Regions from separate parts of the Homo sapiens genome. Here region 1 is linked to region 2. A link is an interaction called in ENCODE POLR2A ChIA-PET data of the cell type or tissue named here. Cell type or tissue: Panc1. All regions are shown on one strand. Each heading gives the region's core, and the rest is flanking DNA. Links, peaks and the distances in the headings are about the cores only. Region 1 overlaps OPCML (opioid binding protein/cell adhesion molecule like). Region 2 overlaps OPCML (opioid binding protein/cell adhesion molecule like).

Region 1 (5,382 bases), core at 245-5,244, 270 kb after region 2:
CAATTTCTCTGGGTCCCTATAAACACATTATTTTCCAAAACAGAAAAACCTAGTGTATATGAATTCCAAGTTTTGTGCTTACTTGAAAAGTCTAAGCTTCCAAGCCCTCTCCCTGGGTCTTCCCACTAGCCTTCTAGATACTTCCACAGGCACTCCCTTGTGCAATTCAGGCTAAGTGGTCTAAGGAGTCTAGGAGACTTGGACAACAGTGTGGTCACCACCCCCGGATTGACCACAGCGCCACCAGTTCTCACCAGACAGTTTCATCTTATTTATTGTAAACACAAAGATAAGGTGCTGCTTGGTTAGAAAGACATAGCGCATTGATTTGTACATGCCATAAATTGGCCCTGCCTTTGCACTTTCACGTTAATAAGTGATGATAGAGGAGCCTCAGACAGGAGTCTACTTGGGCTTTCTAAACATCACATTTGGTGGTCACAGGTAAGGATACTCAGCCTTCAGACCTGCAGGATTGAGGCTTGCAGTGGACTGTGGGCACCAGCTTGAGGAATCCCAACCACAGCAGCTCCCTGCACCAGAATCACAGGTTCCTCAAGCCCTGGCAAACCCCGGAAGAGCGTCGCTCAGGGGTCGCTGTGCCATCGCTCCTCCTCAGAAGGGCAAGGGTGCCTCAGAGACAGAAGCATCAGTGCGGGATGCCCACCACCCACACGGCAGAGCTGAAAGCGAGGAGCAGCTTCAGCTGCAGCCCTTGGGAGGTCGTCTCCCTTGGCCACCCAAGTGAACAGTCTCCTGCAGGGCTGTCTATCTGAGTGGGACATTTTTCCACTTCTCACACATCCACACTTTAAAAAAAAATAACCAGTCTAATGGTATGTTAATAATTCCAGATGGAACCCCAGACCTCAAGGGCTGAGTGTAACAGAAATTTCATGTAGGTCAAAATACTTGGATGTGTTCTTTGGGTCCAAAAATAGAAGTGGTGTTCAGGTTGTGCGAACATTCTGAGAGACCATTTCATAGGCATTTCTCAGAAGAGAAACGTGTGAGGCTGGAATGCTTCTGCATGCTGTGTGCCACAGCTTCCTGGAAGATGGCAGCCCACCCCAACCCAATAGGAGCTTCAAGGCCAGGTGAGATCACCAGCCCTTCTACCGCTGCCATCTGCACTTTGCTAAACAGAACCTGCAAGAAGAGCCTCCCAACTGACCAGGCTTCAGTCCGTTGTGGAGAGGGAGGGTGACAACACAGGAGGAAATGCTTCACAGGGCATTTCTTCCAACTACCAGCCTGTCACATCAGTGTCGGCTGATGTCACTCTGAACAGAAAGCTTTGGGGCCCAAGAAATGCCAAGAAAATGGCAGCCAGTGGGCAGGGCAGCCACCGGCCTCTTCTTGCTAATATATGCAGCGGATGTGGCATTTCTGACAATATTGCTTCTGCCTCACTTGCCATTTAATGTTAAGAGGCTTCTAGAATCTCCTGCATTTAAAGAGTAATGACTGTTTTCAGGGTAAATGCTCTGTTAAATAACCCTGGATTATTGTGTCGTGTTATTACATTTATAAAATGGCATTTCAAAAAATAATAATTGTTTTAGAGTTAATTGATGTTTTTAACCATCACTGTGTGGAGAATTTTTATTCAGAAGACAGGGAGTGAGCAAGGGAGAAAGAGATTTCCATCGAGAGAGTCGGTACTGAAAATAGAAACCTTTCCTGCATGTGAAATCCTGGTACAGAAGGCACTCCTCCTCTGAGCACTGCTTTCAATAAGCTCGTTTCACTGCAATTAAAGCAGCCGCAGGACAAAGGTAAATCTCAGCCGCATTCCCGAATGGAGTCTGCAGGCCTCGGGACTGGCAGTGGTACAGCAGGGCTGGGGGTAGGGGGCCTCAGCACATATTCGCCGGCCATTATGCCCCCACAGGGGCAGGCCGGGCCCCAGAGCAGCCTGAAGCAACGGCAGAGACCTGCAGCTCCACAGAGCAGTGACTTTTCAGATGTGAAGGTAATTACACGGCCGAGAGTCTCAGAATTTCATACCGCAAGAGGCAGAGCTGAATGCAGGGATATTACAGAATAAAACTTGGAAATTCCAAAATCTTCACATAGGGAGGATGCAAATGGCGCACAACCCTGAACCGCATCCCAGGTGCGGTGGGGATGATGTCACTCTCTTCCTTCCTATCTGAATCCTTCTCTCACTCTCCTCAAGCATGTCTAGAGGGCAGTGCCTCCCATTACGTGAGTGACAGATGATCCCTTCATCACCTGGTTTCTTCTTACAAGTATTTCCCTGAAGTAGGAATTGGGTATAATTTTTATGCTAGCTTTAAATATAAATATATGCACACACATAGAAGATAAAGCTCATTTTCATGATGATGGAGCTTAACAGACAGCCCAAGTCTTTCCAGTTGCAACTCAATTGCTGTTTCCGCAATATATTCTATCATCCAGAATCTTCTTACAAACCCTCAGGACCATTGTGGCTGCATGACAGGAGCCAGAGAATAGCAGAAAGTGAACAAAGACCCCAGGTAATTTGGAGGAAACTAGAAAGATGTTGGAATGCAAGGGTGAAAAGAATGATGGAGATCATTTAGCACAAATCTCTAATTTATAAGATGCAGAGATTAAAACTGAGAACGTTAAGCAACCTTCCAAGATCATACATCTGGATATTAACGCTGCAACAGCAACCCTCATCTTCTGACTCCAGAAATCCTACAATTCACCCCAATTCTCTTCTACCAGTCCTTGCAAAAGTCTGCGTGTAAACAATATCCATTTTCTCCCTTACTCTCAACCACCGCCATCAATAATGTGCAGGGTCAACTTTGCGAAGAATTTCAAGAGAATTTTGATATCTCAACAGCTGGAAACCAGTCATTTGAGCAACAGATATATGTCCTAGCTTCTTGAACTGCCAAATAACCAGTAGATGAGTCACTAATTCTGTGAACCCAGAATGACCCTGCAAACAATCATTCTATGGTGCAGAAAGAGACACGACAGAAGGAAGTTGGAATCTATTACCTCCTAATCAAAGCACACTTGGCAGAATGCCCTGGCTTTTCACACATTCATCAAGACATCCCGAGGAGAGTTTGCCTGATTGTCTCGGGAACTCTCCTAAGAGTAAGTGGACTGACATGTTATGCGAAAGAAAGTCAAACACAGAGACCAGTGAGCGCCATCTGACAGCAAAGATAGCAAGCCAAGTGACTCTCCAGTCATACAATGTACCATGAGCCTTGGCATCACATGCACTGAGGGGACCCTTCTCCTCTGTCCTCACACTCCATAGCCTCTTTAGCACAAGGCCACCCAAAGAGTGCAAATATGACTTAAAGACTTCACAGAAAGTGTGCCCCTTTCTCCATTTAGTCCAAAAATGATAAAGTTTGTAGTTACAGCTCTGTGTATTTAAATATAAAGAACTCTAATATTTCTAGACTTGTCAGGCAGGTAATTCCAAGAGTTGGAGCACTCTTTGCTGTCACCCAGGGACACACAGGAGCTTAGATTCAGAATGCACAGAGCTGGAAGTATCAGGTGAGTTATCCCTTTGTTCCTCTTCAGGACACAGGAAATGGAGGAAGTAGAGGTTAATCATCTTGAAAATTTGGAACTAATTGAGACGCATCAGTGAGATTCTGGGTATTAAGCTCTGGGACCATTAGAACACTTGGAATCTTCAGCATCCTATACAGCAACTCATGGAATAACATGGACTCTTTCTGACATATAAAAGAAATAAAGTCCTTCAAGACTCCAATAAAAAAAAAAGACAAATAAATAGCTAAGACTGCAAAGCTCTCAGATATAATATTGAAATTTTGACCTTATCTTTCATAAAGCTTGAAACTGTGATGATAAAATATTGTGACAGAAATATTTATATAGTATAGTACGTTGCAAATTCAATAGGTGACCAAGATAGTTTTGAATGATTTTGAAACTGTTATATTAGGACCAATATACAACTCAATATATGAGTCACCAGGATACAATAAACCCCTTTCCACCTCTTGGTTATGAGGTCGGGAAGCACAATTAATAATTAACTTCATCATCAACACTAACATCAATGTCATTATTATAAAAAAGCATATTTTTTATGAAGCACTTCATGCAACTAGTTAAATAAACATTTGGAAACCTGCAATCTATATACTTACAAATGAAATGAAAGGAAAACTCTAAAATGGATTAGAAAAATATCACCAAGACAACCCCTATGACAGCTTTCAACACAATCCTATTTTACTATGCAGACCAACAATTCTCAAATTTATCATCTCTTGTATCAACTATTTGGAATACCATCCTAACTGGGGTTGCTTTTTGTTTTTGTCTTTGACTCTCATCTCAGCCCACATCGCTCCATATTCCATGTGCTGCTGCTGGAATGACTGGTTAATACATCTTGACTTTGCTCAGAACTTTCAGTGGCTTCCCGTAGGATAAAATCCATGCCAGATCTTCCATGGGGACTTTGAAAACAACTTAGCAAATTAACAGGCAACTTTTCACCATATATCAAATATATGTCAGGGACTATTTGATGCTTTCGTATTTATAATCTTAATTTACCATTAGAATAATCCTTGAGGAGAGGCATTAGTAGAGTTGGAGTTGCCTGGAGAGACAACCTGGAGAATGTTATACACAACCTGGCAAATATTCTACATATTACCACAATCTCCTATTTTTTCTGTCCTTTCTTTTATTATTTAAAAGTAAGACATAAACAAATCACAGATTGTCATAACTGCATTGATTGAAATTGATACATGGCAACATTATGAGATTTTATGCATTTGTGCTGGCAAAGTAACTTAAAATCAATGATTTGGAGAGAAATTATTCAGGAAATCTTAATGACTTATTATGGTAAAAACACTTCTAAGAGCGGATCCATTAATGGAGGACTATTACTGGAAAGTTAAATTTAATATTCAGGAAATCAATTAACTAGTATTTAATTACTTAAAATTATGATCCATTAGTAAACATTGGTAAAATTTGCTTACAAATATCACTTCTGATTATGAGTCATCGGGAAACAAAATGACTAATATTCTACCATCGAAAGCAATTTGATTCACTTCACATTCCCCCTTTCTGTCTTTCTGTGAATGACTATTGTGTAAAGCCAGAGACCATTAGAGCAGAAAGATGCACTGAGGCCATCTGACCCCTCCTCATTTCACAAGGCCGACTCTCAGTCCAGTATAGTGCCGTGGGCCTCCAAAGGTTGCACAGCTCAACCCGCACTGCCTTGGGACTAGAATCGAAAGCTCTCAGCTTCTAGGGCAGCCCCCTTTCTGACCATGGCTCCTTCTGAAATGACCCACAACTCCAAGAGGGAACCATAGGGCACATACCCTCATTCTTTTTCTCTTTTTG
Region 2 (5,382 bases), core at 127-5,126:
ATACTCCCCCCCGGATACAAGATGTCCATTGTTTGAAGCAATAAAGTGCAAATGAAACCCGTCTTTACATGCACAATTGGGCATGTGCTTCCATAAATGCCTGATTGTGTATGCAAATGAGTGTTTTGCGCACCCAGTTACCTGCTTGCTGTATTCAGATTTTTAGGGTCGATGTAAGTGCTTTTATTATTTTTTTAATAAAATTGTTCTAAATTATCTGTGGATGAATGATGCTTTAGAAAATTGTTATTTCCCTAAAATCCAGATTTAAACAAGCGCCTCTGAAACTTTGCAATGAATAGTTATGTATTAGTAAAGTCACGTGCAGAATTCAAGCAATTATCTGGGTGCTTCAAGGTAAACATACCACTGTGCATACATTTGTCACATAATTCTGTTATTTTAGGTAGAAGAAAGGGCCTAGTTCATCCAGCTCATGTAGCTTTGCACTTTATTTAACTAATTCAGTCAAAACACAGGGCCTAGAATATAAGGCAGTTTCAGCCTCCTCTTGGAATACATGCTGGCATAGGGAAGTGGATCCATTGCACCACAGTGATCATATGTCCAAGCGAATAAGCCTTCCATATAATGCCTCCTGACTTGCATTTATTCTGGCTTTTCTCGGAAAAGAAATAGCGAATGTGAGGATACACTAAATTAAGGCTACAGAACTGTGAGTGGAGAGGAAAAATCTCTGAATAATTTTCTTGACACTTCATTCAACCCCTTCAGGACCTATGGTGATAAAGCACTGAAGATTTATTTTAATGTGTAAAAACCCTGCTCTGTTCCCCTGGGAGATGCTAAAGAAGACACTGGGAGGCTCGGGGATAGTTTATATTTATCAGGTAAAGTACTGTCTGCTCACTAATAAGCTTCATAAATATTTTTCCCTTCTCTTGAACTTAAAGAAGATCCAGATTTGCAATCTAAAAAAAGAGAAAAAAAGAAACAAATTTCAAAGGTTCTAATACGTTAGTAGAAAAATGTATCTGCATTACTAGCTGCTTTGTTGGCGAGACTGTTTGAATATCATTTATGTAATCCTGACTTCATTGACACGCCATCAACTAGCCAAGCATTTAATCACCAAGATAGATGACTAGGTCAGGCGCATACTACCTATTTATATATTTTTTACTTCTGTAGTTGTTAAACCTAGAAAAGGAATTAGATTTTTTTTTTTTTAACTGAATTTGAAGCTGAATTTTTCTGGCGACTCTTTCTGGGTGAAAATATCAGTCCACAAGATGTTACACAACAGTCCCTTACTGATGATTTCTCCCTATTTCCACCGTTTTTTTCCAATCCTGGCAGATCGGACCTTCTTAAGCTTCATCACTGAGACCAGACCACCCCCACATTTTAAGCCTGGTTCTCCCAAAGTAGGGGACAGACCTGGAATCGTACGCTAGCCTTTCTCTGAGCCTGCTGTTGAGGCTGTTGAAGGCTTGGAAACCTCCATCTTTCAGTGGCCACAGTTACTACTCTTGAGCCACAGCTTCAAAATAATTTAGCCCATAGTCTAAGTTTCCCTTGTTCAGCAGGTTTGTGCCCCTGACATTTGCTGCCAGCTATCTTTGATGCTGAATTTTATTTTTTTGGCTTCCTAGTACTTCTAGACTGGCATCCTAGACTTTGGTCTTTGCTTGGACTTTTGATTATGTATCTAAGTTCTACTTTGAATATTAAAGTTCTTAAATATTAGTTTATATATTTACTTCCTCCTATTCCCTCAGGCATTAATTAAGTGACTAATATGTTCCAGGCAGGTATTAGAACCTGGCAGTGCTCAGGACACATAGACATTGTCCATATGGAACTTTCTTGTGTCTAGATTCATTCACACTGATTGATCACGTGCCTGTGTTCAGAGCCAGGCTCTTCTGGGACCCAGAGGTCACCTGCTCTTCCATGTCCTGCTCAGGATAGTCTCTGCCTTTGGGAGACTTCTAATCTGCATTGGAAGATTGGGAAAGCTTTCCTTATTGGAGCAGCCACTTCTGTCCTACCCACCTCATGGGCAATGAAGTTGGAGAAGGACTTAGGAACTAATATCATATTCTAAAGGGAAGAGTGGCATGGAAAACATGAACTTCTGCATTTGTTTTCTTTAAGAGGCACTACGTGGAGAAGCATAGTATTAGATGTCAACTGCAATCACTTTTCTTCAGAAAGCTAAAGAGCATATATACAGACTATATATATATATATATATATATACAGAGAGAGAGAGAGCATATATACAGACTATATATATATATGATGTATACATATCCAGCTTGATGTAATTAATATATTAATATAGATCTTGTAACTCTGGTGTTCAGACCCCTGTATTTAATAGCTATAATAGAAATCACTATAGCTGGTAACAGAAAAAAAGTCATATTCTGTGGCTTTATGTCAAGAGAGAATTATATTTAGAATTTAGTTTATAGTTTAACCTTAAAGCAAGGATGACAATAGCCTTTCCCAAAACTAAACCACACTTGTAAAACTAATCAACGTCCACAAAGTTAGGATTATTACAGGGGCTTGAATTCTGCTAAGATATGGGTGTGGTTAAAAGATAACCAGCTGTTGTTTTGGAGGTCACAAGATATGTAACTTCCCCAATTACTCTTACACATAACATCACTATTGTGGAACCTCTGATTGGCCTTTTGAGATGTCTTTTAAGACTTTTAAATTGCTGACTCCATCCAGATCTGCTGCTTGTGATTCAACAGGCCCTGTGACCCCACCCAAAGGCAGACTCAGTGCATGAGGACTGTTTTCCATACCCCTATGATTTCATTCCCAACCAACCAACCAACACTCCCATTCCCTAGCCTCCTGCCCACCAAACTATCCTTTAAAACCCCTAACCTCTAAGCCTTTAGGAAGACTGATTTGAGTAATATCTCCAGTTCTTTGCTGTGGCCAGCCTCGCGTCAATTAAACTCTTTCTCTACTGCATTGTCATAGTCTCAGTGAACTGGTTTTTTCTGCGCAGCGGGTAGGAAGAATTTGTTGGGTGACTACAGATACTGGAGCAGTTTTCTAGATCTTTTGACTCACCGTACTGCTTTCTTGTAGCCACGTGATGATTATTTTCTTCAAAGAGAGCTCTACACCCTTGCATTCAAAAGATGTTGGCAACATGTCATTACCTATGGACCTACCTTGATTAGAAAAATCAAAACTGGTCAGGACCCAGTACAGCTTTTAACACGTGAGGAAAGAGCAGGCGGGTGGTCTGAAAGCTCCTTTCAGCAGAGAGATGTGCAGAATTTACTAAATGAGAGAAGCTTAGGTGCCTAGAAAACAGGTTTACTGAGAAGAAAGTTCCGGCAGCTTGCCAGAGGCATGCTCTCAAAATGTGAGAGGCAGCATCTCAACTCTTCACCTAACTATGTGCAAGGTGACACTTGGGGACATGTGAGCAGGACAAGGCAGGAGCCCTGCTGGATGGTTGTAGATTTAAGCTAGCCCCAACCCCTGGGTCCATCACTCATTCCCATAAATCGCACTTATGCTTCTCCCTGGAATAGCAATCATTGCAGCCCCTCCCACCTCCTTGTGTTCTATGGAACCTAAAGTTCCTGAATCCGAACACAATCCTTTCACTGTTAAGACTGGCACTTTACATAATCCTCATGTTTGCAGGCCGACTAAATGTAAATATATGCAAATATACTGGCAAGTTGGTCTGGCCCTCAGGCCTTCCAAAGAGACCTTTCCTGCTGCAAAAGTTGAGCATTGCCTGCTTAGAGGGAGAAGGATTAAGGAGCTGGTAAAAGAAGAGAGGGGACAACAGATAACTTTAGAAAGTAATATAGTGGGGAAAGAAGATGTAAGCATAACCTTCCTATAAATAAGCAAGTCACAGCTAGAAAGCAAAGCTCTGCTAAGGTAGCACTGGGATGGCTGTCATCGACAGTAGCTAGGCCTGGGGAGCATTTACTCACTAGAGGCAGAAAATCACTGCAAGGCAATAGTTTCTGAGGCAAATGTGAGCATCTCCTAAATTGCATGAGGCCCAGAAATTGTTTTCCCCTTCCTAACGTTAGAGAAGTCTATAAAACTTCTCTTGCTACAGCCACAATAGGTACTTTGTTGCTGATGTTTCACCTAGAAACCTCAGAAGAACCTGCTCACCCTGGCAGAGTTGCCCTGCCAGCATTCCACAGACTTCCACAGCAAGAAATGGGAGGAGAAAGAGCGAGGCAGGATGCATATCCCGGAGCCTGAGCAAACCCACAACAATGAGCACATCATCTCTAACGAAAGGCAATGAGCAGTGTGGGTGGGACTGCAAACATCAGTGCGTGGCTTGGTAGGATGGAAGCAAAAATTAGGAACCCCGGGATAAGCACAAGAGGAGAGTCTTCACATCTCCTAAATCAAGAATTTACTTAGAGCCAAGGGAGAAAGGATTGGTCATTAGCATCAGCCACACATTGCAGTTACCCACGCCTGTAAAATATGGGAGTTGTAGTTTATTTGTTCACCCACACATATGCCTGAATCAATTTGTTTGAGTTCTCTCCAACCAAATATTGTCATTTCTTTTATCATGAAATACTTATTGATTACTCATTACATGCCAGACGCATTCAATAAGCATTTTTGAGCGTCTAATCTATGTGAGTTCTGTGCCTTAGGGATAAACATTTCTGTTCATATAGAGGGAAAGACTTTGTTCCCATCCTCAGAGTGGATACATTTTGGTGGTGAAGACAGTGTAATGTGTAACGCAGTAGTTACGGTGTGGTGTGATAGAGCCACACCCAGGAGTTTGGCAAGTGGGAAAGCCTGAGCTCATATGACACCTTCAGGTATTTAGAAGAGAGAGCCCTGAACCAAGCAGGCAGAAGTAGGGCGCTGCAGGGTGCACTAAAGGGCAGGGAGAGGGTGGGGATCGCCCCAGGCCTGCCATGACATGACCATCAGGGCACACTGCACCTCCTGGGAAGGCCCTGAGTAGGACAACTTCTGCCTGGCATAAGCATTGTGTGTTGTGGACCTTCTCAGGAGAAGGCAAGCTGTCCATTAAGGGATTGTTCCAGTATCCTCTGGTCTCTCCCTCTAAGCAGGTGGCATGTCTACACACCAGGGGCCTACACCTGCAACTCTAGGCAGCAGGCATCACCTGGACAGGATCTGGTGGAGAAGCTGGGTGAGGCCTCTATCTCAGAGGCACTAAGGCTCACCTTACTCAGGAAACTGGGGGCCCCTCATGACGGTAAAGTGGCTTTGTATTTGACATGCCACCACATCCTGAACATATATGTTCCTTAAGGACGTCAATGCTGGTTAGAATCTGTTCCAGTTCAGCTTGAGGAAAGGCACTGAGAGGCCCTTCCACGCACACCTCCACCTCCTCTCCTTGCC

Evidence for each region. Peaks named below come from ENCODE experiments on the same cell type or tissue, not always from the same donor. Only the 100,000 strongest peaks of a DNase experiment are listed, where the experiment ranks them.
Region 1: POLR2A ChIA-PET joins it to region 2 with 5 read pairs; 2 of 35 experiments call an interaction of 5 or more read pairs at or near these places.

The regions. Positions count from the first base shown.
Region 1 is chr11:132,908,409-132,913,790 of GRCh38, forward strand. All of the region lies in intron 2 of OPCML (opioid binding protein/cell adhesion molecule like), which reads right to left. Among named protein-coding and RNA genes, the nearest start is that of OPCML-IT1, 450 kb to the right of the region's middle. RefSeq lists an enhancer at 1,956-3,155. In Panc1, for the core only: no CTCF peak of the experiment used is centred there; a DNase peak (open chromatin) is centred at 3,028.
Region 2 is chr11:132,635,962-132,641,343 of GRCh38, forward strand. All of the region lies in intron 3 of OPCML (opioid binding protein/cell adhesion molecule like), which reads right to left. Among named protein-coding and RNA genes, the nearest start is that of NTM-IT, 350 kb to the left of the region's middle. In Panc1, for the core only: no CTCF peak of the experiment used is centred there; no DNase peak of the experiment used is centred there.